Linked DNA regions of Homo sapiens: all the other regions are linked to region 2. Evidence: chromatin contacts called from ENCODE Hi-C data. All regions are on one chromosome and are shown on one strand. Each heading gives the region's core, a stretch centred on a gene start or an enhancer-like site at or near the end of the contact. The rest is flanking DNA. Distances are from core to core; before and after follow the strand shown.

The links. A loop is a pair of places that touch in the nucleus more often than their neighbours do. Pooled maps may share reads with other maps.
Region 1: a map of endothelial cell of umbilical vein shows a loop between it and region 2 (5-fold over the local background). The contact joins two enhancer-like sites. A Hi-C loop is called at or near these places in 1 of 168 maps with a recorded cell type or tissue (endothelial cell of umbilical vein), 1 of 37 single-sample maps with no recorded cell type and 2 of 50 pooled maps.
Region 3: a map of endothelial cell of umbilical vein shows a loop between it and region 2 (4-fold over the local background). The contact joins two enhancer-like sites. A Hi-C loop is called at or near these places in 8 of 168 maps with a recorded cell type or tissue (cardiac septum, endothelial cell of umbilical vein, esophagus muscularis mucosa and 3 more) and 2 of 50 pooled maps.

Annotation. Positions count from the first base shown.
Region 1 is chr6:166,735,298-166,739,148 of GRCh38, reverse strand. It overlaps a transcript of RPS6KA2 not described here. Among named protein-coding and RNA genes, the nearest start is that of RPS6KA2, 110 kb to the right of the region's middle. RefSeq lists an enhancer at 1,718-2,917. Within about 2 kb of position 2,353, at least 3 of the 41 ENCODE cell types and tissues checked have a DNase peak (open chromatin) inside an H3K27ac peak, as active enhancers do; they include endothelial cell of umbilical vein, where a contact is called at or near this core.
Region 2 is chr6:166,689,645-166,693,468 of GRCh38, reverse strand. It overlaps a transcript of RPS6KA2 not described here. Among named protein-coding and RNA genes, the nearest start is that of RPS6KA2, 64 kb to the right of the region's middle. RefSeq lists an enhancer at 3,016-3,684. Within about 2 kb of position 2,173, at least 7 of the 41 ENCODE cell types and tissues checked have a DNase peak (open chromatin) inside an H3K27ac peak, as active enhancers do; they include endothelial cell of umbilical vein, where a contact is called at or near this core.
Region 3 is chr6:166,638,477-166,642,171 of GRCh38, reverse strand. All of the region lies in intron 1 of LOC107986671 (a long non-coding RNA gene), which reads right to left. It also overlaps a transcript of RPS6KA2 not described here. Among named protein-coding and RNA genes, the nearest start is that of RPS6KA2, 13 kb to the right of the region's middle. Within about 2 kb of position 1,667, at least 10 of the 41 ENCODE cell types and tissues checked have a DNase peak (open chromatin) inside an H3K27ac peak, as active enhancers do; they include endothelial cell of umbilical vein, where a contact is called at or near this core.

The DNA of each region.
Region 1 (3,851 bases), core at 1,104-3,603, 46 kb before region 2:
TCATGAATTTTATAAATATTTGCTAATTCTTGTAAATTTTATTTCTGATGTTAGGGTGTTTTTCTCCACCCTCCCTGTGGCTTTAAGAATTACTCTTGATTTTTCCTACAGTTTCCAGTGAAGCAATATTGCTAGCATTTGTATTCAGTTGTTCACATTTGGAAACCTATAGGTGTTTTCAGGAGCACTCATCTTGCAGACATGCACACCTGGATATCTAGGCTGTAACTACATATTTGCTGTGTAAAGCTTGGGAATGTTTCCCAAGAGCCATTGGCAGGAAATGATGGATGGCCTCTAATGTCTCTGGAAATTTTCTTAGTGGCAGATTCCATTGCTGGACTCAAGCATTTCTCTATTAATACTTTTCTTTTGCAACTCCGTGGATTGATATCTTTCCAGTTCTATGTGAAAGTTTGCTGTCTTCCTGGCAGACGTCATGGTATCCAGTGACGTCGTTTTTATTTAAAGCCATATTCTCTTTCTTCCCATGTAAAATGGGAACAATACTGGTAACATGTCCAGGGCCATGGGGACAGTTAAATGAGTCAACCTAGTAAGACAGTTACACACGCCGGGCTTGAAAGGCAGTGCCTGCCTCCAAGGTACTGTGCAATCTCCTTGTGAGTGTCAGCTGGGGCTGCCTGCCTGATTCTCGGTCCTTGTCCTTGTGATGAATTCCTCTGTTTTGAGGGTCCACCTTGGCCTTCCTGCTGTAGGGTCTCTGCTCTTGGCCTTAGACCCTTTTCTTCTCCCTGGACCATCCCCCCGAGGCCTTCCTTCAAAGCCCCACTTCCCAGCCACCTCCCTGCTGCCTTCCAGACCACTGGGTAACCAACTGGGGAATTCACTGGATGGGTTTCCAAATGTTGGAGGACTTCCTCCAAAACAGTGGCTTTCAGGACTGTTTGAGTTATAATTACTCTTTCTGTCATTTTATTTAAAATAATAATAATGAACTGGAGATAACCTATGTGTACATTCATACAGGATTGGAATATTTAACAATAAAATACTAGCATTCAATATGTTCATTGATAGGGAAGAAATATCCACATGTACTAAATGCAAAAGGCAGGTCATGGGACAGTAATATAGCAAAAATAGTACTTTAATTTAAAAATGAATACAATATGGTATGAATGCATATAAATTCTAGGAGGATGTAAACAATATTAAAAGGATTCTCTCTGAGCGATGGCATGACATTTTTATTTTACTTTGTATACTTTTCTGTATGTTTTATTTCTTTCACAATGAGAAATAGCTTCGTTTCATAATCAAAGTTATTTCTGTTTATGAGAAAATAACTAATACAGATTTAAAAATAACCAAAGGGATTTGAGTTTAATTTAGAGTTCGTCTAAACAGGGAATATACTATTTTGGGTACGGCATTTGTCAAGTTCAGAACCGTCACCAGAGTCCTTTATAGCATCACAGGAGTTAGATCCATGGCCCAGGTACCTGGGGGGATTATCCGGACGTTAGCCTGGAAAGCTGGGAGGGGCCCCTCAGTGAATGTCTTAGAAGCTTAAAAGGAGTCAGTAGTAGTTTCCTGTGAAAAAGCTCATTCTGTTTTTAATTGAACAATTTGCAAAGGAGACGTTTAGAATTCTCTTTAATGCCTCTGGAGTGTGATGCTTATCTCTAATTTATAGATTTTTCACTGTCTGCTTGATGCTGATTATAAATGAGTAAGGCGTGCGTCATTTCTCGAGGTGTCTGGCTATGCATGCCTACAAATCTAAGGGAGACAATTAAGCACTTTTTAGAGTGAAAAGCAAACTGGTTACCTACCAATTATCACACCAGGCTGCCGCTGGGGTGAAGGGTCATGGCAGCCACACGATTTATTAGGGAGAGACGCCAATAGCCTTGCAGATTTATTTGCTTCTAAATAATATTACAAGTGTGATCTGGTTCATTGTAGACTAAACAGAGAATAATCAATATTTGGCAACTGATGAGGAATGTCTTAAAAATTGTGTCTCTTAGCCAGGATTGCAGGAAATTGAAAATCAAGGACCTCGTTTGTGACAGTTGACAAAGAATGTGCATCTATCTTTTTGCGTCTGTAAAAAAGCGTAGGCTCCATGCGCTTTGCCGCTCTCTTTCCCTTCCTGCCCCCTTTTCTCCCCTCCCAGCCCCTCCCTCCCCACCCCCTGCATCGGTTATGGTTCTGGGAGTACATGTCTTCAGGGATTTTCCCATTTTGTCAATTCTGCTAGGAGATATTCTGTTTTCATTTCCTCTTGCCATCATGACTGGCAGCTGGATGGTGATTCATGAACTTTACAACTGGAAGAGAAAGGCTTCTCGGGCTCCCTCTGAAATTCCCATCATTAGTCAGCCTCTCTGGTCTTCCTGCTTCCAGCTGAGAGGAGAGCTCACTTCCTGATACACTGACACAGGCCATAGAGCTTTCAGGGCGGGGTGGGTGGCGACCCTCGGCCAGCCTCATGGATGCAGGCCCGCTGTCTGGACAGGATGAACTGTGGATGGTATCTTAGAGTTTTGCACACTTTGGAGTGGGTTTTTTGTTGCCAGGAAAAAAAATGGAATGATCTTCACTTTCCCTAAGACATGGAATCTTGATATTTTGTGACCTTCCATTGAGTTTGGATATATTTTACTGGAGAAATCAAAAGGAATAGGAAGAAAAGGACATGGGGAGCATTATGGAATCCAATCTGTTAATGACACTAAGTGGCAAATAGCAAGGTGGCAGAAGTAAAGGGTTAATGTGAAAATCACCTGAGAATAGTCTTCAGGCAACACACAGTTACGGTGTGCCCCTGCTGTACAGAATGATGCCACGGGACTCTTGAGAAAATCTCAGTGGAGATCACTGCTTTGAAGTAGCATCCAAGAAAGAGCAGAACAAAATGACCCAGTGGATTGAATATACTTTGAGACAAATAACTTCAACTCTGTCATGTAAGACATAAAGTCCAAATGTCCTCAGCTCTGTAAGCCCCAATAATTTTCTGATGTTGAAACAGATAATATCACACAAGTAGATTTTATGTCCAACTTACTTGTATATGTTCAGCCTTACTTAGGTGATAAATAACTAGAAAATCAGCTGTTCTGCATTGGTCGAGGGGTCTGACTGTTCCAGAAATTTTACCATGGTCTTTATCACTTGGGAACCTACACCTATTTTTAACAATGAGTACATTATTCAGTTGGATCATATTTGTACCTATAAATCACCCAGTGTGCTGCCTCTTTCTTACGAAGCTTTTCAGAGCTGTCTGTTGTAGTGTTTTCCTAAATCAGGAGTCCTCAACCCCTCGGCCACAGACCATGTCCTGTTAGGAACTAGGCCACACAGCAGGAGGTGAGTGGCAGGTGAGTGAGCGAAGCTTCATCTGTATTGACAGCTGCTTCCCATCAGTTGCATTATCGCCTGAGCTCTGCCTCCTATCAGGTCAGCAGCAGCATTAGATTCTCATAGGAACTTGAACCCTATTGTGAACTGTGCACACGAGGGATCTAGGTTGCATGCTCCTGAGAATCTAATGCCCGATGATCTGTCACCATCTCCCATCACCCCCACATGAGACCGTTTAGTTGCGGGAAAACAAGCTTAGGACTCCCACTGATTCTACATGATGGTGAGTTCTATAATTATTTCATGATATATTACAGTGTAATAAGGATAGGAATAAAGTACACAATAAATGTCATGTGCTTGAATCATCCTGAAACTGTCCCCCACCCTCATCCATGGAAAATTATCTGCCACAAAACCAGTCCCTGGTGCCAAAAAGATTGGGGACTGCTGCCCTAAATGGAGACTAGTCCGCCATGAGAGTATTGTCAATTCCTACTATAGATGTTCAC
Region 2 (3,824 bases), core at 924-3,423:
AGTGCACGGCTGAGACGCTCCTTTTTTCCATTTCTTTAGTAGAGGCCCTGCTGATGTGCAAGGAAACCAGAGTTTTAAACTTACAAAAATAGAATCTCCAGAAAAGACACATAACTAAGGATATTAAAAACAACAAGAATCACTTCCGCGTGTTTAGCAGCTTGATCTGCAGCCTTCTCAGGAGTGGAGAAGGTCCCAGAACATCTGGATTTCACAGGCAGTGATAGGAGGCAAAATCCAATCGCTGCAGCACCTCCTGCGAGCTGCGGTGCCAGGTGCTCCTTCTGATTTAGGCTGGAGACAGGCAGACTTGCAAGGGAACAGGTGGTCAATTTCGCTAAACTTGCCACCCAACGGAAAGAGTAGCCCTATATTAAGCACTTGACTCTGAGGTGTTGGACTGAGTCAGTTACTAAAAGTGACATTGTCATATCCTTGCTGCAATCAACTGCCTCTTGCCCTCTCCTGAGTTTCGGATGATCCCGAGTGACAATTAGCCTGAATGTTTACATACTCCCGTGGAGGTTTGCTCTCTGAAATGTGGAGGAGTGAGATGCTCCATGCTTGAAGAGAAAGACAGTGTGGCTCCCTGGCCAAAATCGTCATCATTTCTAACTTAGGCGACATGCTCTCTCTCCTCCGCCAAGCCTTCTCTAAGTTCTATGGGATATTGTTAGTAAGTACCCTTGTTTACCTTGTTAAAAAGCACTTTGGAGCCTGCCGTGTTGTTTGGTTTTGTTTTTAAGATGGTTCCTGATCCGCTCTGGAAGCCAAACAGGCCAGTTAGTTATTATTTGGCATAATAACGGATGACATTTGTAACTTTTTTTTCCTTATTTCTTAATATTTTACTTAATATGCAGCTTAGAGTAGGTTTTTTTAGCATCCAATTTTCTCATGTTTTCTGTCCTTGTTTATTCTACTTTATTCTACTTTGTTCCTATGTATCTTTAAACTTTGGCTTGCAAAAGTTTCCTGCTCAGCAGAGCGTCTGCTCTCTGTCCAGTGTTATTCTGTCTTGTCCTTGAGTTTGCCATGGCTGGGTTTCCATCGTCCATCTCTGCACACGCTGGTCCCTGGGTTCGACAGAACACTTTTCTCACAGCATCTTCTTCTTGGGCATATATTCAGTAGGGGGCGATTTTAGTTTATAGCTTGAGCAGAGGTAGGAGGATAAGCGCTGTTTGCTTCTTTTATTTTTTTCTGACTACTTCTTTCCTTACTTTTCTTTTCTCTCTATCGCCTCACTTTATCCCTTTTACTCTTCTGTTCTTCCCTTATTTTATCTTCCCAAGACAACAAATCTTGACAGGGGACACTTGTGGGAGGTGGAGAACCCACACGTCCACTTCTCTGCTTCTTCCTCTTCCATGTCATTTAATTTTAATGCACGCTTGTGAATCTGCAGTTCTTTCCCCCAACACAGGACGCCCTGACCTGTAACTAACTCCAGAGGGAGGGAGGATTTCAGCTGATGGGTGACTGCTCCTGGGACACGGGGAATAGCTGCCCAGGAGCCTGTGGCCTGTGTGGCTTCCTCCCGGCCTCACGTGCTTCTTGAGCTCTCATTCTGGTCTTTGTTTTCTTTTGCTGGCATTTCAATTTCTCATTTCCTTTCCCCGTGTAAGGGTATAGAAGATGGATAAATAGATAATTACATAAATGCCTGCAATCTAGTTAGCATTGTTCTTTTGTAACATGCTTTTGCCTCAAACCAAAGGAGCCTCCACTCCTTTTGAAGATGAAATATTTAGATAGGGGCCTTAGAAAATGTCACATATGTCATGGCACGCATGGTACTAATGGTGGGGTGCAGGTAAGTCGTGTCAAAATGTGGAGTAAAGTTAAGAACACATCACGGAGAGGGTCGGAGCTCCCTGGACTCTGAGGGAGGAGGGCTTCTAACAGGGCAGCAGGGGAGGCCCGGGCTGAGCACAGTACCCTGAAAACCGGGAGGTGAGATGCGCTTGTGTGCAGGAGAGAGAGCCAGGAGCAGGGGAACAGAGAGCTTGGCGGGGAAGGTGTCGGGCGCCTGGGGCAGGGAGTGACACACGAGAAGAGTTATTTTGGGAATAGCCTGGCAGGTCTCAGGCTGGACTGGAGTGGAGAGAGATTAAAAGCAGGAAATCGTTTTGAAGGTTGTTATAGCATGAGTGAGTCATAAGATGAGGAGGGCCTAACCTGGCATGCGGGCCGTGAAAACAGAGAAGGAAAGAATCCAAGGAACTCCTGAGGTCAAGTCCTGGCAGCACTCTTAGTGGAGGCTAGAACCCGGGGCCGTAATTTTCAGGGCAATCAGATGGCAGAGTCAGGTATAAAAGGAGAAGCAACATTATGACAGAGCGCAGGTCTCCCGGCATGAGTTGGCAACGCTTGAATCTTCTAGAACCTACAGTTTTTCATTTTCTATTTTCGTTATGGTTTAAAACCATCAAGAATATATTATATGGACTGTGTGCTGTTGATTATTATGCTGTTTACTGTTGATGATCACATTAATTATTTATTTAATGCTTTCATGTAATTAATGTCCTTTATAAAACATTATAATCAAGATGGCATGCCACAGAGTAAGCCCTGTAAACACCTGTCCACAGCATGCCTGTTCAGGGTCTCCGTGGTCAGAGATTTCCCCTGAGAAAAAATGAGAATTCTAAGACTTGCCACAGTGCAGGGGCAGTGTTTGCTAAGTAGATGGTGTACGTCCGTTTTATAGCTGAGGAAACTGAGGCTTATCTAGCGGAAGGGACTTTGAGGAGTGCAACCCAGGGAGTCTCACTGTGGACCTGCAGAGCTGAGCCCCCGTCCCCTCCTGCCCCCAGGGAGCGGATGTGTCCTCATCCACAGAGAGGAAAACCAAGGCTCACGGAGCTGCATCGAGGTGTCAGAGGACGCCTGGAGTTCCGACGCGTGTCTTCGAGCTCATAGAGGGAGTTCTTCTCCCTTTGAAGAATCCCGAGAACTGTGTAAAGCTGTTTGGCACCTTGAGACATAATTCTAGCCACGCAGGTGGCTCAGACTGTCTGATCTTGTGATAGACACTTGATGGGAATCCTGTTGCCTTTCTGTGCTGACATGTCTGTATTTCCGTATTGCCTCTGGGGCTAGGATGCTCTGTCAAGGAATAGACCAGTTTAGCCCTGATGGTGTGGAATGAACAGGTCTCAGTGGTGGCCCTCAAGGACTCACTCTGGATGTAAGGACAGCTTGACACTCCCCTCCCAGAGCAGTGGATTTATGTGAAAAAGCTGTGGGAGAAAAGACCCCGTCACCCCAATGCTGGGTGCTCACGTCAGACTGGTGGGTTGTGATGTGGTCCCAAAGCAGCCTCACACTTCACCCTCCTCCCTCCACCCCTCAGCTTGGTCCTTCCCCTGACAGGCCACCTCCAGGGCTCCCAGAGCCCCTCACCCAATCCCTAGACCGGAGCCATGCGGTGGGATTGCGGGACCGTGCAGCTCTGCCACCTCCTTGGGGAGGGAACGCAGTGTGGACTCCTTGGCCACAGCAGCAGGACCAGAGGCCTCCTGGTGAGGTGGGTGGGCCTCAGCTTTGCTTCCTGCCACTTGGCCTGAGGGCCGAATATTAAAACTTTCATGTGGCTTTCTCTGGTCCTGGTGTCCTCGGTGTGTGCACAGAGCCTTGCAGAGCAGAACCCTCATGGGCACAGAGCTGCTTCCACCAGTGCTGTCTTCACTCAGCTACAGTTGGATGGTTTTGTTCAGGGACACCAAACTTTTGCCTATGAAATAGGGGGACATTTATTAAAATGCCCGAGGCTTCAAACAGCTGTCTGAGATGCCTGCACTCAGTCTCCCACACCT
Region 3 (3,695 bases), core at 418-2,917, 51 kb after region 2:
GTTGTCTTTTCTTCTGGTTGCTCTGGAGAGATTTTTTTTTTCGGTTTTTGGTATTTCAAATATTTAATATGATGTATTTAGGTATCATTTTCTTTTCATTGAATCCTCCTGGGGATTTTGGGGGTCTTTATAAATATGAAGATCGGTATATTTTATCTACTCTGAAAAATTCTGCAGTATTGCCTCACCTCTTTGAATAGTGCTTTTCTGTTTTTCTTTGTTTCTTCTGTCTCATTCTAATAGTCAGAGGCATGCTGGATTTTTCTCCTTCTATCTTCCATATTTCCTAACCCCCCTTTCATATTTCCTGTATTTCTGTCTTTCTCTCAATTATCATCAGATCCAACGTCTCTTTTACCAACTCTTTGTTGGACTTTGCCCAAACTGCTGTTAATTGATCTATTGAATTTTTTTTTTTTTTTTTTTTTTTTTTTTTTTTTTTTTTTTTTTTTGTGACAGAGTCTCACTCTTTTACCCAGGCTGGAGTGCAGTGGTGTGATCTCGGCTCACTGCACCCCCCGCCTCCCAGGTTCAAACTATTCTCCTGCCTCAGTCCGTGTAGCTGGGATTACAGGCATGCACCACTACACTGGCTGATTTTTGTATTTTTAGTAGAGATGGGGTTTCGCCATGTTGGCCAGGCTGGTCTTGAACTCCTGACTTCAAGTGATCCGCCCACCTCAGCCTCCCAAAGTGCTGGGATTATAAGCATGAGCCACCACACCTGGCCAATCTATTGAATTTTTTATTTAAATTATTACTGTTTCAATTTTAAAGTTTTACTTATTTTTACAAATCTGCTTGGTCATTTTATAATCTCTTGTTTTCTTGTAATGCTTCAACCTTCCTTGCTGTTTTTCAAATGTATTGAAGACACATATTTTATATTATTTATACAAATTCCTAACCTTTGCTATCTGTACAGGTCTGATTTTGGAATTTGTTGTCTCTGCTGACTCTTGCCCACAGTTTGTATCTGTGATTATTTAGTGATTTATGTTTGCGAGCTCATGCCCCTTAGAAATTTCCCGTTTAAACTGTGACACGTGTTTAAAGCATGTTCCTCCTGATTGTACTTACATTTGCCTCTGCCTGGTCCTCTGGGTGCTACCAATCTGGAACCTCTAAAAACTATAAGTTTGGATTGGAGTTTTTCAGGCCATACTAGCAGTGAGGATTTTGGCTTCCAACTGGCTGAAGTGTGAGCTAAAGAAATCTGAGAGGGCAGTTTTTACCCCTTGCTCTTTGCCACACTCCCACCTGAAGATGCAAGCCTCCTTCTTCACAGTGAGGTTCTTCCAAGGTCACGCCGTTGAGTCTGCTCTATGGGAATGCCGACTCGGATCCGACCCCCCACACCCTGCTTGGCCCCCCACTGAACCTCTGGTCTAGATGGCAGAGACTCACATAAGCCTGCAGGACAGGCACTGCTCAGAACAGTGCTCGACCTCACAATATCTCCTTATCCTCATTTTTGCCTGCGTTTATTCTTCCCTGCTTACTATCGGACCAGCCACACTTCATTAGAAGAGATTTCCCCCTTGTTTTATCTAGCATTCTCATGTGTTCCGGGAAGGCTCTCTCTACATACGTGACCCAGCAGGTTGCCCAGAACAGGGAAAAACCCAGCGGAGCAGGGAAGGGCGGTGCTGCCTCCCAGCCCCAGCTTCCTCCCGAGCTCCCCTGATGAGGGGAGGAGGAGACCGCACCACAGGGCGCGCCTCTCCCGGGGCTGCCACACGGGCTATTCTCAGCTCCCCCTGTCTGGCTTTTACGTGTTCATCAAGTTCTCATCTCTAGTAGAGGTATTTAGTGCCTGAAATACTATAGGTGTTTATGAAATATTTTTAAACAATGAAAATTTGCTAAAACAAATCTAGCAAAGATTTTATGTTCTCTTTTGTACCCATGCCAGATCTTGAGAAATTTTTCTATGATGGGTTTTTTTTTTCCTTTTTAAGCTACAGAAATCCTTCCTGCTATAGTTGTAACCTGTTTCCTCTTTCCTGCTGACTCCCTTCCTTTTGAATTCCTCTATAATTTATGTATAGGCTTGGAAAAGTCCCTTATTTCTGTGTTAACCTCCTAGAGCCTCACCATCTTCACTGCATAAGGGGGTTCGCTGTGTCTCTTTCGTAGATAAATGTGTCACAGAAATAATAATGTAGACCAAAGCTCTTCCTAATCAGCAACCCACTGAAAATAATCCTAGTAACGTCTGTTTACACACACGCATGGAACGCTACGGACACTTGCTTCTCTGAAGTAGTTTAACATTGGTGGGAGAGAGAGGGGAACCCAAAGTTTTAATACAGCACAGTGAGCAAACTAGAGGAACCCAGGAGAGACCCCAACAGGGCCTGTGGGGTGGAGTGATCTCGGTGTGGCTTCCTGGAGCAATGCTGGGTCTGGAAGATGCTGGAAGGAGATGTGGCCAGTGGGCAGAGGCAGAGCGGGCAGGAAGGACAGCCGTGGCCACTGCGTGAATGATGTCACGGAGACACCACAGTTCATCTTCTTAGGAGTAAGTCAGCGGGGCAGGAGCAGAGACTGCACCCTGGAGGAAGGAGGAGAGGCAAACGCAACATGGAAGAAGGCCTGGCTAGGAAGAACAGAGTCTGGGGCTTCCAAGCTTCCAAGCTCTGGAGCTATGCATGCCCTGGGGTAACTGAACCAGATTCGCTTCTAGAAGGATCAGGCTGGTGGCAGGACCACAGGTGGGTTGTAGGGAAAGCCTTTAGCCAGTAATTACTATTTTCTGGCAAGAGCTAAGGAGGACCCACGCTGTGTTATGGAGGGCAGGGTTGGAAAGAAGGCAAGACGGGGAAAACATGTAGAAGGCACAGTTGACAAATCTCAGTAACTAGAGACGTAGGGAATAAGGACGTGTCAGGAGGTCACGGTAAGTCTTACCTTCTGGTTTGGGCAGCGGGGCACATGGTTATGCCTTGCATAAGACAATACAGTTGAATAGGGGAGTTTTCAGATACAAATTCTCATATTTGGGAGTCGACTGCCTTCCCAGCCATTTCATTAATTTTCTGTGTGAAACTCTAGGATTTCTACGAATAACTCCATTGAGCACCTTATGATTTATAAAGCCCTTCCACATATTGGTTTAACTGCATGAAATTGCTGTTTGCATAGGTGACGACCTGGTGAGAACAGGGTTTTTTCCCTCTTCTTCCTCCCTCTTCATCCTAAAGTGAGCTTTTTCAACCTCACCATCAACATTTTTAAAAATAGACTTTATTTTTTAAGAGCCATTTTAGGTTCTCAAACAAACTGAGCAGAAGGAACAGAAACTACTGACATTTTTGATGGACACGTCTTGGTAATGAGCCTGTCCTGTACACTGTAGAGGGTTCAGCAGTGCCCGGCCTCAACCCACGAGATGCCGGTAGCCCCACCCAGCTGTGACAATCAAAAATGTCTCTAACACTGCCAGACGTCCCCTGGGACCCATCCTCTACCGCCCCAGAACCACTGTTCTAGAGACTCAGAATTTCAGCCAAAGTCAGGTCATAGGATCTGAACAGCGGGTAGAAATTTAATTCAAGATATTTTACTTCCCAGTGTACAGTCCATCACAGGCTCCTGCTTACCGCGGTCGTTTTTAGATCCGTCTTTCGCCTGTCTCCAGCTACATCTAATTTGCTCTTTAATAAATGGTACACGTGCTCAGCTATATGTAA